Linked DNA regions of Homo sapiens: region 1 is linked to region 2. A link is a loop called in an ENCODE intact Hi-C map of the cell type or tissue named here. Cell type or tissue: PC-9. All regions are shown on one strand. Region 1 has its middle 23 kb from the start of OCM. Region 2 overlaps PMS2 (PMS1 homolog 2, mismatch repair system component).

Evidence for each region. Peaks named below come from ENCODE experiments on the same cell type or tissue, not always from the same donor. Only the 100,000 strongest peaks of a DNase experiment are listed, where the experiment ranks them.
Region 1: a loop joins it to region 2, with 5 times the contacts of the local background. A loop is called at or near these places in 16 of 110 quality-filtered maps.

The regions. Positions count from the first base shown.
Region 1 is chr7:5,853,412-5,861,411 of GRCh38, forward strand. It overlaps the pseudogene ZNF815P and a transcript of OCM not described here. Among named protein-coding and RNA genes, the nearest start is that of OCM, 23 kb to the right of the region's middle. In PC-9, CTCF peaks have their summits at 3,186 (motif pointing right) and 3,387; a DNase peak (open chromatin) is centred at 3,250.
Region 2 is chr7:5,992,876-6,000,875 of GRCh38, forward strand. PMS2 (PMS1 homolog 2, mismatch repair system component) reads right to left here. Exons shown (of 15, transcript NM_000535.7): 6 at 6,233-6,400; 7 at 4,451-4,548; 8 at 2,659-2,758. Among named protein-coding and RNA genes, the nearest start is that of PMS2, 12 kb to the right of the region's middle. In PC-9, CTCF peaks have their summits at 4,494 (motif pointing right) and 4,699; DNase peaks (open chromatin) are centred at 2,826 and 4,526; H3K4me3 peaks cover 369 bases; H3K27ac peaks cover 1,071 bases.

The DNA.
Region 1 (8,000 bases), 140 kb before region 2:
CTCACTGCAGCCTCGACCTCCTGGGCTCAAGTGATCCTCCTGCCTCAGCCTCCTGAGTAGCTGGGACCACAGGCATGCACCACCGCACCTGGCTAATTTTTTATTTTTTGAAGAGATAGAGCCTCACTATGTTGTCCAGTCTGGTCTCGAATTCTTGGGCTCAAGCAATGCTCCCGTCTCAGCCTCCCAAAGTGCTGGGATTACTGGGATTACAGGCATGAGCCATAGCACCCGGCCTCAGACACGTAGGACGAAATCTCCAAACTGCTTCTCTATAAAGGACAGAGGGTGACTCAAGAACATGAGCTCGGCCAGGTGTGGTGGCTCATGCCTCTAATCTCAGCACTTTGGGAGGCCAAGGTGGGTGGGTCACTGGAGGTCAGGAGTTCGAGGCCAGTCTGGCTAACATGGTAAAACCCCATCTCTACTAAAAATACAAAGCCAGGCACGATGGCAGGTGCCTGTAATCCCAGCTACTCAGGAAGCTGAGGCAGGAGAATCACTTGAACCTGGGGGGCGGAGGTTGCAGTGAGCCGACATAGCGCCATTGCACTCCAGCCTGGGCGACAGAGTGAAACTCCATCTCAGAAAAAAAAAAAAAAACGTGAGTTCAAGGAACCTGACCCTCACGCTGTCTTATTTCCACCTTGGGCGTTTATTTCCTTGTTTATTTGTGTTTCTTTTCTCCTCCCCAGAAAGCTGACTTCATGAGACCGAGGATCTCGTTCGTTGATCGATGCTACATATTCAGCATGTTAGATAATGAGGTTGGTGAGATTGATGAAATCCCGCCCACCAGGGCCGACCCACAAAGAGCCACTTTATGAAGAACATGCTCCTGAACTCCACTCCACAACCAGCTTTTGAAAAGAAAAATCTGAAAAAATTTGACCTCAGTTAAACTGGTCCAAATGCCTGAGCATAACCAAAATCTTTCCTCATTCACTCTTCACGTGGACCGTGTTTAATTTGGTTGCTGGTGATCATATTTGTTTTAGTAAAGGCTGTCACTCTATCTTGGGCGAAGATTTGGGTTCTGTGGACTGATGTTATTTTATTTTGTTATTTCATTTTATTTATTTTAATTTTAATTTTATTTATGTTATTTTATTTTATGTTTTACTTGAGACAGGATCTCACTCTGTTACCCAGGCTGGAGTGCAGTGGTGTGATCACAGCTCACTGCAGCCTCAAACTCCTGGGATCAAGTGGTCCTCCTGCCTCAGCCTCCCGAGGAGCTGGAACCACAGATGCATGCCACCACGCCCAACTATTTTTTTTTTTTTTTATTTTTGGTAAAGACAGGGTCTTGCTATGTTGCCTCGGCTGGTCTCTAACTCCTAGGCTCAAGCCATCTTCCCACCTCAGACTCCCAAAATGCTAGGGTTGCAGGTGTGAGCCATTAGATGTCGTGATTTAAAACAAAAACCTCTTCTGTGTTTGACACGGGGCCTTTGCACTCGTGCTCTGGCCCTCTGCCGTGGTGCCGCAGTTCTCACTCTGGGATTTTTATTACCTCTGACGTGCCTTCCTGTGGTGACATCTATAGGCAGCTGCATAAATCATGCCCACAAAGAAGGACAAACCGAGGAGCCTGGAGAAGTCAGGGTTCCTCTGGAAATAAATATTCTGTATTCTGTTGCACGCACACATATGTGCCCTTTTCTTTTTTTGAGATGGAGTTTTGCTCTTGTTGTCCAGGCTGGAGTGCAATGGCATGATCTTGGCTCACTGTTATCTCCTCCTCCTGGGTTCAAGCAATTCTCCTGTGTCAGTCTCCTGAGTAGCTGGGATTACAGGCACCCGCCACCATGCCTGGCTAATTTTTTTTGCATTTTTAATAGAGATGGGGGTTTCACCATGTTGGCCAGGCTGGTCTCGAACTCCTGACCTCAAGTGATGCACCCACCTCGGCCTCCCAAAGTGCTGGGATTACAGCCACGATGCTTAGCCCATATTTTCTTATTATCAAAAATCCTAATACTTTATATAGCCTCTAACCCACAATTCCCCTTCCATGAACTTAAAATGTTTACAGAAATTGTGGAGATCTCCCCTTCTTATGGCCAAGATGGATAACCCTTCTTGCCTTAAATACCTACAACTGTACAAAACATAGGAAACAGCAGTTTCTTTTCGTTTTTGAGAAGGGTCTTGCTCTGTTGTATAGGCTGGAGTACAGTGGCAAAATCAGGGCTCATTGCAGCCTCAACTTCCCAGGCTCAAGCGATCCTCCCACCTCTGCCTCCTGAGTAGCTGGAACTACAGGTGTGAGCCAGCATGGCTGGCTAATTTTTATAATTTTTGTAGAGATGGGGTTTCACCGCATTGCCCAGGCTGGTCTTGAACTCCTGAGCTCAAGCCATCTGCTCACCTCAGCCTCCCAAAGTACCGGGATTACAGGTGTGAGCCACCAAAAGCTTTAATTCTTTTTTTTTTTTGAGATGGAGTCTTGCTCTGTCACCCAGGCTGGAGTACAGAGGCACTGTCTCGGCTCACTGCAACTTCTGCCTCCCCAGTTCAAGTGATTCTCCTGCTTCAGCCTCCCAAGTAGCTGGGATTACAGGTGCTCACCACCACGCCTGGCTCATTTTTGTATTTTTAGTACAGATGGGGTTTTGCCGTGTTGGCCAGGCTGGTCTCAAAGTCCTGACCTCAGGTGATCCGCCCACCTCGGCCTCCCAAAGTGCTGGGATAACAGGTATGAGCCACCACACCCGGCCCACTGCTCCCTTTTGACCAATAATTTGGGAATGTGATTTTAAAAAAGCTTTAATTCTTTATATAGCCTCTAACTCACCCTTCCAGGAACTTAAAATGTTTTATTTTTTTCTTGAGACAAGGTCTCACTGTGTCACCCAGACTGGAGTGCAGTGGTGCCAACATGGCTCACTGCAGCCTGGATCTCCTGGGCTCAGGCAGTCCTCCCACCTCAGCCTCCCGAGTAGCTGAGACTATAGGCGCACATTGTCATGCTCGGCTACTTTTAGTATTTTTATTTTCTTGGAGAGATTGGGGTCTTGCTGTGTTGCCCGAGCTGGGTTCGAACTCCTGGTCTCAAGCAGTCTTCCCCCTTCAGACTCCCAAAATGTTGTAAAAATTGTGGAGACTTCCCCAACTTATGGCCAAGATGGATTAACCCTCTTGCCTTAAATACCTAGAAAACCGTACAACACATACGCAAAGGCAGTTTTTAGACACCGGTCAATAGGTGGCACTAAAGACCATGATCTCCGTTAGGGGAGAAACCAATGAGGCAAAGTGTTTCCAGCTGCCGCGGGAGGAGGGCAGCCGGGCAGAGCCCAGTGTTCTCCCTGAGTGCAGGAGACAGAGCTGAAAGTGTGAGCAGGCCTGGCCAGGTGCGGTGGTTCACGCCTATAATCCTAGCACTTTGGGAGGCCGAGGTGGGTGGGTCACTTGAGGTCAGGAGTTCGAGACCAGCCTGGCCAACATGGTGAAACCCTGTCTCTACTAAAAATACAAAAAATTTAGCTGGGCGTGGTGGTGCATGCTTGTAATCCCAGCTAGTCAGGCGGCTGAAGCATGAGAATCACTTGAACCTGGGAGGTGGAGGTTGCAGTGAGCCGAGATCGCGCCACTGCCCTCCAGCCTGGGCCAGAAAGCGAGACTCTGTCTCTAAAAAAAAAAAAAAAAAAAGTTTGAGCAGGCCAAAGCAGCTGGAATTTGCAGGATGGAATCCTGCGGGAGAGATATGCAAAAAAACCCAAATTCTGCAGCTTTGCAAAGGAAACCTCTTGACTCTGAAGCTGAGTGGGATCACCTCACACATGGAGGAAATTACCCGAGCAAGACTAGGGGAAGGAATCACACAATAGAAACAGGCAGAATAATTCCAAAGTCCACAAAAAGCTGGGAACCGTTCGTGTTTCCAGCAGGCAAAGTGAAAAACCTCATAATACCTGGGGCATTGAATCAAGTGTTCAGAGGGGCGTTGCCTTCGTGGTGCGGCAGAATTGGCCCTAGACTAAGGGTTGGTCTAGTTCTGCAAGTCTCAAAAGGACCACGCATCTGGGTGCGGAGGTTCACGCCTGTGATCCCAGTACTTTGGGAGGCCGAGGCGGGTGGATCACCTGAGGTCAGGAGTTCAAGACCAGCCTGGCCAACATGGTGAAATCCCCGTCTCTACTAAAAATACAAAAATTAGCTGGGCGCGGTTGTGCGCACCTGTAGTCCCAGCTACTAGGGAGGCTGAGGTGGGTGGATCGCTTGAACCCAAGGGGCAGAGGTTGCAGTGAGTTGAGATTGTGTCACTGCACTCCAACCTGGGTGACAAACCGAGTCTCACTCTCAAAAAAAAAAAAAAAAAAAAAGATTACGCTATTTCCAAGTCACTTAACCATGTCCCAGAATAAGCTCAAGAATATATTTTTTAAACAAGAATATTCAGCACCCAACCAGGTAAAATTCACAATATCTGGTGCCCAGTAAAAAATCACCAGGCATGGCAGGAAGTGTTGGCTCACACTTATAATCCCAGCACTTTGGGAGGGTGAGGCAGGAGGATTGCTTGAGGCCAGGAGTTCAAGATCCAGACTGGGCAACATAGCGAGATCTCATCTCTACAAAAGTAAAACTAAAAAATTAGCCAGGTGTGGTGGTGCACACCTGTAAGCCCAGTCAGTTGAGAGGCTGAGGTGGGAGGATTGCTGAAGCCCAGGAGGTTGAGGCTGCAGTGAGGTATGGTGGTGCCGCTGCCCTCCAGCCTGGGTGACACAGCAAGATCCTGTCTCTGAAAAAAAATAATCATCAGGTATGCCAAGAAGCAAGGATTATATCCCAGGAAGAGGAGAAAAATCAATGAAATGAAATGACAAAGATAGAACTAATAAAGAGATTAAAACACTTACTACAACTATTTGGTATGTTCAAGAAGGTAAATGAAAATATGAGCATGTTATGGGTAAGTATGATGGCTCACACCTGTAATCCCAGCACTTTGGGAGGCTGAGGCGGGCGAATCATGAGGTCAGGAGTTTGAGACCAGCCTGACCAACAAGGTGAAACCCCGTTTCTACTAAAAATACTAAAATTAGCTGGGCGTGGTGTTGCACGCCTGTAATCCCAGCTACTCAGGAGGCTGAGGCAGGAGAATCTCTTGAACCCGGAGGGCGGAGGTTGCAGTGAGCCAATATTGCGCCATTGCACTCCAGCCTGGGCAACAAGAGGGAAACTCCATCTCAAAAGAAAAAAAGAAAGAGAAAAGAAAACTCGCTGGGCGTGGTGGCTCACACTTGTAATCTCAGCACTTCCGGAGTCTGAGGCAGGTGGATCACTTGAGGTGAGCAAGGTGTCAGAGCCCCAGCACCAGGAAGTGGTTGATTGGAGGGTTGGTAAAAAGAATTTGCTGACATCAGGCTGGGCATGGCGGCTCACATCTGTAATCCCAGCACTTGGAGAGGCCAAGGTGGGTGGATCACTTGAGGTCAGCAGTTCAAGACCAGCCTGGCCAACGATGGCCAGGAGAAATGTAGCGATGGTGTAACCCCATCACTGCTAAAAATACAAAAATTAGCTGGGCATGGTGGTATGGGCCTGTGATCCCACCTACTCGGGTGGCTGAGGCACGAGAATTGCTTGCACCCAGGAGGTGGAGGTTGCAGTGAGCCAAGATGGCACCACCGCACTCCAGCCTGGGGCACAGAGCAAGACTCTCTGTCCCTCAAAAAATAAATCAAATAAAAAGAAGAAAACTGATGTTCTGAGAGATTAAGTGAATTTCCCAAGGGCAGACAGCTAGAAAAGCCCAAGATAGGATGGGATCTCCTGTCTCCTGAGCTTCTTTCTATCCATTCAAGGTCATATCTAGATAAGAACATGAGGGTTTTTTTTTAATTATTATTTTTTAGAGACAGGTTCTCGCTCTGTCACCCAGGCTGGAGTGCAGCGGTACAACTATCTCACTGCAGTCATGAATTCCTGGGCTCAAGCAATCCTCCCACCTCGGCCTCCCAAGTAGCTGCAACTGCAGGCACGCGCTACCATGCCTCGCTAACTTTTTACATTTTTGTAGACATGGGGTCTCGCTCTGCTGCTCAGGCTGGTCTCAAACTCCTGGCCGGCAGCAATCCTCCTGCCTCGGCCTCCCAAAGTGCTGGGATTCCAATTGTGAGCCACTGCACCTGGCCAACATGAGAGTTCTTGGGGCTTTGGAACAATTCTCTGAATTCAACTCTGACATCTGTCCCGGGTCATTGAAGCTTTTGGGCGACAACATCTCTTCCTTGATGGTTTTCTTTTTGTTGTTTTTTATTTGTTTTGTTTTTTTTGTTTTGTTTTGTGTCTTTGAGACAGTTTCGTTCTTGTTGTCCAGGCTGGAGTGCAATGGCGTGATCTCAGCTCACTGCAACCTCCGCCTCCCGGGTTCAAGCGATTCTCCTGCCTCAGCCTCGTGAGTAGCTGGGATTACAGGCGCCCGCCTATAATTTTTGTATTTTTACTAGAGACAGGGTTTTACCATGTTGGCCAGGCTGGTCTTGAACTCCTGATCTTAGGTGATCCACCTGCCTTGGCCTCTCAAAGTGCTGGGATTAGAGGTGTGAGCCACCGCGCCCAGCCAGTGTTTTTTTATTGGATGGTTTTTCCTGGGTTCTGAATCTCATGGGGATGTCTGCCCAATACAAGGAGACCCCCCCCACAAAGAGAACCCACATCATGGACAAGTGAAGACAGATAAAAATATGGGACCCTGGAGCGAGAGATGCCAGCTCTCTCATTATGTGGGGTTTAGTTGCAATTTCTCCTTAATTAACTCACTTAAGTCTTCATTAAATGTTGCCTCCAGCTCATCCGTAAGTTGAGACGGAGCCGCTCACATTTCTTGTTCATGAAAAAATCAGCGTCCTATACCATTTTGTTTCTTTTCTGCTATAGCATTTCACACATGCCTAAGCAGTTTGGGGCTCTCCGTATGTGTGTGTGTGTATATATATATGCATATATATATATATATCATTAGGTATATATACGTGTATATATACGTATATATATATTACGTATATATGCGTGTATATATACGTGTATGTATATTATTACGTATATATACGTGTATATATACGTGTATATATATATTACGTATATATACGTGTATATATACGTGTGTATATATATTACGTATATATACGTGTATATATACGTGTGTATATATATTACGTATATATACGTGTATATATACGTGTGTATATATATTACGTATATATACGTGTATATATACGTGTGTATATATATTACGTATATATACGTGTATATATACGTGTGTATATATTATTACGTATATATACGTGTATATATACGTGTATATATTCACGTATATATACACATATATACGTATATATATATTCGTATATATACGTGTATATATACATATATATACACACATACACACATACATATATATACACACACACATATATACACATACATATACATATACATATATATATTTATTTATTTATTGTTGTTCCTGCTGAAAAAGTGAAACATTGATTTAGTGACCACAGAGTTGGCCAGAGAGCAAAAACAGCAAGAACAGGTTTTGGGTGAAAACTGCTGGAGAACTTCTTGGCAAGAAGTCCTCAAATGGGGTAGCCTGGAGGTGGCTCGCTAATGCTGACACCAAATGTGTGTGCCACAGGTGGTGGTGGTTATAGTTGTTGCTGGTTTTTAGCAGGATGGGAGGGAGATGTGCTTTAAGAATCCCAGTTCTGGCCGAGTGCAGTGCGGTGGCTCACGCCTGTAATCCCAGCACTTTGAGAGGCTGAAGTAGGCAGATCACCTGAGGTCAGGAGTTCGAGACCAGCCTGGCCAACACGGTGAAACCCCATCTCTACTAAAAATACAAAATTAGCCGGGCTTGGTGCTGCGTGCCTGTAATCCCAGCTACTTGGGAGGCTGAGGCAAGAAAATGGCTTGAACCCAGGAGGCGGAGGTTGAAGTGAGCTGAGATCGCACCATTGCACTCCAGCCTGGGCAACAAGAACGAA
Region 2 (8,000 bases):
GCAAGTGCAGCTTAAATGTTCATAAAACATATTCAATGTACATAGAAAAGTATCTATGACATTAAAATGTCATTAGAAATAAACCAAAATATCACATTATTAATAGTTATAATTAATAATTATGAATCCATCACACTATAGGTTAAAAAATTTAGAAGTTCAACCACATCTGGCAGATTACAAGCAAACTCTAAAGCATCATTGAAAAACAGGGGCTGGGAGCGGTGGCTCACGCCTGTAATCCCAGCACTTTGGGAGGTCAAGGCAGGTGGATTGCCTGAGCTCAGGAGTTCTTGACTAGCCTGGGCAACACAGTGAAACCCCATCTCTACTCAAATACAAAAAATTAGCCAGGCATGGCAGCATGTGCCTATAATCCCAGCTACTTGAGAGGCTGAGGCAGGAGAATTGCTTGAACCTGGGAGGGAGAGCTTGCAGTGAGCCAAGATCACGTCACTGCACTCTAGCCTGGGCGACAGAGCTAGACTCCGTCTCAAAAAAAAAAAAAAAAAAAAGAAAGAAAGAAAAAAAAACAAAATATTACTGAGGTACAATGTGTTGCTAAGATACAAACTCAAAAAACCCATGTCATCATATCAAGATGATCAATTTAAATCTGAGGCAGAAGTAATCTGAGCCCTTATTTTCCTAGGAAAATAGAAAGAAGAGAAAATATAGAAATCTATAGAAAATATAGAAACCATGGGCCGGGCGCGGTGGCTCATGCCTGTAATCCCAGCACTTTGGGAGACAGAGGCGGGTGGATCACGAGGTCAGGAGTTCGAGACCAGCCTGGCCAATGTGGTGAAACCCCGTATCTACTAAAAATACAAAAATTAGCCGGGTGTGGTGATGCGTGCCTGTAGTCCTAGCTACTAGAGAGGCTGGGGCAGGAGAATGGCGTGAACCTGGGAGGCGGTGCTTGCAGTGAGCAGAGATCATGCCACTGCACTCCAGCCTGGGGGTGACAGAGCGAGACTCTGTCTCAAAAAAAAAAAAAAAAAAAAAAAAAGGAAATATAGAAACCATGTAATCAGTCTATACTGAAAGGTGACATAGAATGTTATAAAATGTTTAGTTTCTTCAAATAGTTTTAGTTTTTACAATAATAAATATACTGGTAATATGTGTTTATATATTTATGTATCTATACACACAACACATATAATGTATATATGCAGATACAAACACACTCACGTATATGCAATTTAAAAAACTATACAGAGGCCAGGCGCGGTGGTTCACGCCTGTAATCCCAGCACTTCGGGAGGCCAAGGCAGGCAGATCACGAGGTCAGGATTTCAAGACCATCCTGGCCACATGGTGAAATTCCGTCTCTACTAAAGACACAAAAACTTAGCCGGGCGTGGTGGCGCGCGCCTGTAATCCCAGCTACTTGGGAGGCTGAGGCAGGAGAATCGCTTGAACTCGGGAGGTGGAGGTTGCAGTGAGCCAAAATCGCACCATTGCACTCCAGACTGGCCAACAGGGCGAGACTCCATCTCAAAAAAAAACCCAAAAAACAACAACAAAAAAAACTGTACACAGATAGATGCGCTCCTTAACTTATGATAGGGTTATGTCCTGATAAACCCATAAGTTAAAAATATTGTATCTGCTGGGCGCGGTGGCTCACACCTGTAATTCCAGCACTTTGGGAGGCCGAGGTGGGCGGATCACGAGGTCAGGAGATCAAAACCATCCTGGCTAACAAGGTGAAACCCCGTCTCTACTAAAAATACAAAAAAAAATTAACCAGGCGTGGTGGCAGGCACCTGTAGTCCCAGCTACTCGGGAGGCTGAGGCAGGAGAATGGCGTGAACCTGGGAGGCGGAGCTTGCAGTGAGCCGAGACCACGCCACTGCACTCCAGCCTGGGTGACAAACAAGACTCCGTCTCAGAAAAAAAAAAAGAAAGAAAAGAAAATACTGTATGTCAAAAATGCCTTTGTGATAACCTAACCTACTGAATGTCCCATCTCAGCCTTGCCTCAGAATACTTACATAGTCTATAGGCAAAATAACCTATTTTATAATAAAATGTTGAATATCTTCTGTAATTTATTGAATACTATACCGAAAAACAATGGTTCAATAGGTACTTGAAGTATGGTATCTACTGCAAAAAATAACTTCTGCAACAAGGTAAAGTAGTAGAAAAAAATATATATATATTTTTTTGAAACACAGTCTCGCTCTGTCACCCAGGCTGGAGTGCAGTGGCATAATCTCGGCTTACTGCAAGCTCCATCTCCCAGGTTCAAGTGATCCTCCTGCCTCAGCCTCCCATGTAGCTGGGATTACAGGCGTGGAACACCATGCCTGGTTATTTTTTGTATTTTAGTAGAGACGGGGTTTTGTCATGTTGGCCAGGCTGGTCTCGAACTCCTGGCCTCAGGCAATCCACCCGCCTCGGCCTCCCAAAGTGCTGGGATTACAGGCATGAGCCACTGCGCCCGGACAGAAAAGTCTTCAGTTGAAACATCTGAAGCTGGGGGCCATCTGCGGTAGACTTCTGTAAATGCACAAAATAAGATAATGTTAAAGCCATGTTTCTCAAAGTCCCGAGCTCCACGTAAACTGCCTATTATCAGAAAAAAGTTATCAATTAAAAGTCAAAGGCATAAAGAACAAACTAACACAAAAAAATTTTAAATACCTTTGCTGGGTCACAAGGCCGCCGGTTGATAAAGAAAAACTGTCTGTCTGTTGAACTCCTTCCAACTCCATGCGTGCATTGTGAAATGAAACCTGAGATGCTATTCAACATTAATATGGTAAGGGCAGGATTCCAGAGTGAAAGGGATTAGAAATACGATCACATGGCACATTCTTAAAGTGAAATGAAAACAAAACACCAGGTGACATGCTGATAAGGATCACTATTGCAGTTCACGGGTATCTGTGCTCCAAATCTTGATGAGTCATCAAAGAACCAAACCTTCTGGAATATTCTAAAGCTCCTACAGTCAACCAATGCACCACAGGTGATGCAGTGCGTCCAAAACTGATGTGTTGCAGCTCTCCTTACCCTTCCTGATAAATCCTCAGCCTCTGTAAGTGGGTCTCGCTTCAAATGCATTCTCAGAACCTCCGTGCTGCCACCCCTGGTTTGTCAATGAAGTCTAACCACTTGTGCTCAGAATTTTGCCCACATTCCCTCCCCTTTCAAAACCTCCCGGGTAGGACGCTTATATCTCATGTCTTGGTAAAGCGCTTGCTTCACATGAGACCCACCCCAGGGATACCGGCATTTCCAGAAGAACACCACCTTCACATAAAGACATAAAGCTCCATGTTTACCATTTCAGGCATAAGCCAAAAGCAAGTGGAGGAAGAGTAAGAAATATAGATCTCAAGGCAACAAACAAACAAACAAAAAGAAATACAGATCTTAGGCTGGGTGTGGTGGCTCATGCCTGTAATTCCAGAGCCTTGAGAGGCCAAGGTGGGTGGATCACCTGAGGTCAGGAGTTCAAGACCAGCCTGGGCAACATGGCGAAACCCCGTCTCCACTAAAAATACAAAAAATCAGCCGGGCATGGTGGTGAACACCTGTAGTCCCAGCTTCTCGGAAGGCTGAGGCAGGAGTATCGCTTGAACCTGGGAGGCAGAGGTTGCAGGGAGGCAGAGGTTGCAGTGAGCCAAGATCACGGCACTGCACTGCAGCCTAGGCAACAAAGCAAGACTCCATCTCAAAGCTAAAAAAAAAAAAAATATATATATATATATATATATACACACAGATAGATAGATATCTTTACAGGACCAATCCTATTTATGGAAGTGTCTATTTTCTTATACGAAAAGTAATGACACTGAACTGCCTTCATCAGATGCCAGGAAAGTCAAAATCATTTAAAATGATAAAATAATTTACAAGTTAGTCTAACTAAACAGAGCCTTAAAGAAGACCTGCTCAACAGAAAACCACCTGAAATATACCACTTACTCAAAACATGGTTTGAATTAAGCAACTGACTCCTTTGTATAAATCATCTTTCTTAGCCACAGCATTGCTCACAGTTTTATAAAGGACATAAAAAACTATTATCCCTAGCCAGGCGTGGTGGCTCATGCCTGTAATCCCAGCACTTTGGGACACCAAGGTGGGCGGATCATCTGAGGTCAGGAGTTCGAGACCAGCCTGGCCAACATGGTGAAACCCCGTCTCTACTAAAAATACAAAATTAGCCGGGTGTGGTGGCACGTGCCTGTAATCCCAGCTACTCAGGAGGCTGAGGCAGGAGAATTGCTTGAACTCAGGAGGTAGAGGTTGCAGTGAGCCAAGATAGCACCATTGCACTCCAGCCTGGGCAACAAAGCAAGACTCCGTCTCAAGAAAAAAAAAAAAAGACACGAAACTATTAGCCTTAGAATCACTATCTTTAAAAAAAAAGCTCTCAGGATAAAATGTTCAATTGTAGTTCTCTTGCCAGCAATCTACTTACTAAAAAAGATTATGCAGAGCATCGGAACAGCTCAAACCGTACTCTTCACACACGGAGTCACTAGGGGGCAGCTGAACAAAAGGAATGAGGCTTTGCAACTGAAAAAAAAAAAAAAAAATTCACAGTTACTTCCTAATAAAGACAGAGTGGACTTAATCTGTTTTCTTTCTTAGTCAAGCTATTGACATTACAAGCGCAAAAAAAATTAAAAGAATCTTTTGTTTTGTTTTGTTTTTTGAGACAGGGTCTCCCTCTATTGCCCAGGCTGGAGTACAATGGCTCAATCATACCTCACTGCAATGTCAAACTCGTGGGTTCAAGCAATCCTCCTGCGTCAGCCTGTCGAGTGAGTAGCTGGGACTACAGGTGCACACCACCACACCTGGCTAATTTTTTAATTTTTTTGTAGAGATGGGATCTTGCCGTGTTATCCAAGCTGGTCTTAAATTCCTGGGCTCAAGCGATTCTCCCACCTCAAAATTGTTGGCCGGGTGGTTCAAACACATAATCCCAACAGTTTCCTCTCCCAGAGTGCTGGGATTACATGTGTGAGCCGTGGGAACAACAATTTTGATTTTATGATATAAGAAAGATGAAACAAGTACCTACTTATTCAGAACCCACACATTGCCCACAATAACTTATATTTTTTTCAGAGAGAGAGTGAAAAGACGCAGTATACGAGTGTCTCTGGAAGAATAAAATGAAACACATTCAGCTCTCAAACATCAATTTTTGTGATAGGTACTTTGTTTTTTTTTTTTTTTTTTTCCTGGGATGGTGTCTTGCTCTCTCGCCCAGGCTGCAGTGCAGTGGTGCAATCTCAGCTCACTGCAACCTCCATCTCCCGGGTTCCAGCGACTCTCCTGCCTCAGCCTCCTGAGTAGCTGGGATTACAGGTGCCTGCCACCACGAACAGATAATTTTTGTATTTTTAGTAGAGATGGGGTTTCACCATATTGATCAGGCTGGTCTCAAACTCCTGACCTCGTGATCCGCCCACCTCAGCCTCCCAAAGTGCTGGGATTACAGACGTGAGCCACTGCGCCGGGCCTTGTGATAGGCACTTTAAAAATCAATTCTTAATCTGGGCGCAGTGGCTCACGTCTGTAATCCCAGCACTTTGGGAGGCCGAGGCAGGCGGATCACTAGAGGTCAGGAGTTCGAGGCCAGTCTGGCCAACAAGATGAAACCCCATCTCTACTAAAAATACAAAAAATTAGCTGGGCCTGGTGGCATGTGCCTGTAATCCCAGCTACTCAGGAGGCTAAGGTAGGAGAATTGCTTCAACGCGGGAGGCAGAGGTTGCAGTGAGCCAAGATGGCGCCACTGCACTCCAACCTGGGCAACAGAGCAAGACTCCAGCTCAAAAAAAAAAAAAACCGGCCGGGCTTGGTGGCTCACACCTGTAATCCCAGCACTTTGGGAGGCCGAGGCTGGTGGATCACGAGGTCAGGAATTCGAGACCAGCCTGGCCAACACGGTGAAACCCCGTCTCTACTAAAGATACAAAAAATTAGCCTGGCGTAGTGGAGCATGCTTGTAATCCCACTACTCGGGAGGCTGAGGCAGGAGAATTGCTTGAATCTGGGAGGCGGAGGTTGCAGTGAGCCAAGACAACACCACTGCACTCCAGCCTGGGCAGCAGTGCGAGACTCCCTCTCAAAAAAAAAAAAAAAATCAATTCTAAGATTTTATTCTCCATTCTACTGGAAGGGACAATGGAAACCCGCTATAATCACTAGAGCAATAAGAGGCGTTGAAGTAACCGGCCATCACTACCTGCTTCTGCCCAAACACAGAGCCGATATTTTCCTTTATGCTGGGGCTTCCACCTGTGCATACCACAGGCTGTCGTTTTCCTTGTCCAAGCTGATTGGTGCAACTTACACGGATGCCTGCTGAAATGATACAGTATGCATGTAAGACCTGGACCATTTTGGCATACTCCTGTTTAAAAAACACAAACACAATATTCTACATTACTTTAATATTATAGGAATTACACAGCTCAAGTTACAACATCCAACGCAAGGTTCTCACATCATCGCACAAATCAAGGGAAGCACTGTTGACAGAATGATCTGTAAAGAGGTGTCTTCCTATATTCTACAGAAAGGAACGCAGAGCTTTTGGCTCCTGGTCACAGTCCTCTCACTTCCCAATGTGCCATGCATCCTGGTAAAACAACTAAAAAGTACAGCCTGTAATCCCAGCTACTCAGGAGGCTGAGGGCAGGAGGATCACTTGAGACCAGGAGTTCAAGACCAGCCTGGGCAACACAGCAAGACCCTGTCTCTACAAAAAATTTAAAAAAAAAATTAGCCGGGCGTCATGGCATGTGCCTGTAGTCACAGCTACTGAGGAGGCTGAGGTGGGAGGATCGCTTGAGCCTAGGAGTTCAAGGCTGCAGTGAGCCATGATTGCACCACTGCACTCCAGCCTCGGTGACAGAGTGAGGCCCTATCTCTAAAAATGAAAATTAAAAAACTGAAACGTACATTGTGTTTGATTTTATAATCTCTCCTTTTGAAATGTATCTTCGTATAATAGAAACACTGGCACAAGCATTTTGGTATGCAAAGAGATACACAAAAATGTTCACTGAAACAATCTCTATGAACAAACAGAAACAACCTAAGCAAGCATCATTGAGGAGTTGATTAATTATGGTATAGCCATAGCGCAGCAGAATGACAACAAATAAGGCAGTGTGCACCGACTAAAAAAGACAATCACAATATGCTAAGTAAAAAGTCAGTTATAGGGCCAGGCATGATGGTTCACACCTGTAATCCCAGCACTTTGGGAGGCTGAGGCGGGAGGATCACTTGAGCCCACGAGTTCGAGACCTGCCTGGGCAACACAGAAGGACCCATCTCTACAAAAAAAACAAAAATTAGCCGGGCATGGTAGCACGGGCCTGGAGTCCCAGCTACTTGGGAGGCTGAAGTGGGAAGATTCATTGAGCCTGGGAGATCATGGCTGCGGTAAGCTGAGATTGTGCCACTACATCCCAGCCTAGGTGAGAGAGCAAGACCCTGTCTCAATTAAAAAAAAAAAAAAAAAAAAAATACAACTTTCAACCACATACAATTCTGTATTACTTGCATGTTGTACATTCTATATTACTTGCTTTCATTATATTAACTTATGAATTTATCTTGAAAATTATTCCAACAGTTATAAACACATGAAATTAAAAGCAGCCTGAAAAGATATACAAACTGTAAATAACAGTTATCTCTGACAAATAGAAGTTCTACATTCCTGTATTCTGCTAAGGCACTAATTTTTTTACCATAAGATACAAAAAAAGAGTAAGTTTTCTCTACTTTAGAAAATTTAAATTTGTGAAAAAATGTAATAAAGTTAAAATTAGCAGCCAAGTGCAGTGGCTCACACCTGTAATCCCAGCACTTTGGGAGGCTGAGGCAGGTGGATCACTTGAGGTCAGGGGTGCAAGACCAGGCTAGCCAACATGGTGAAACTCCATCTCTACTAAAAATACAAAAATTAGCTGGGCGTGGTGGCGCACACCTATAATCCC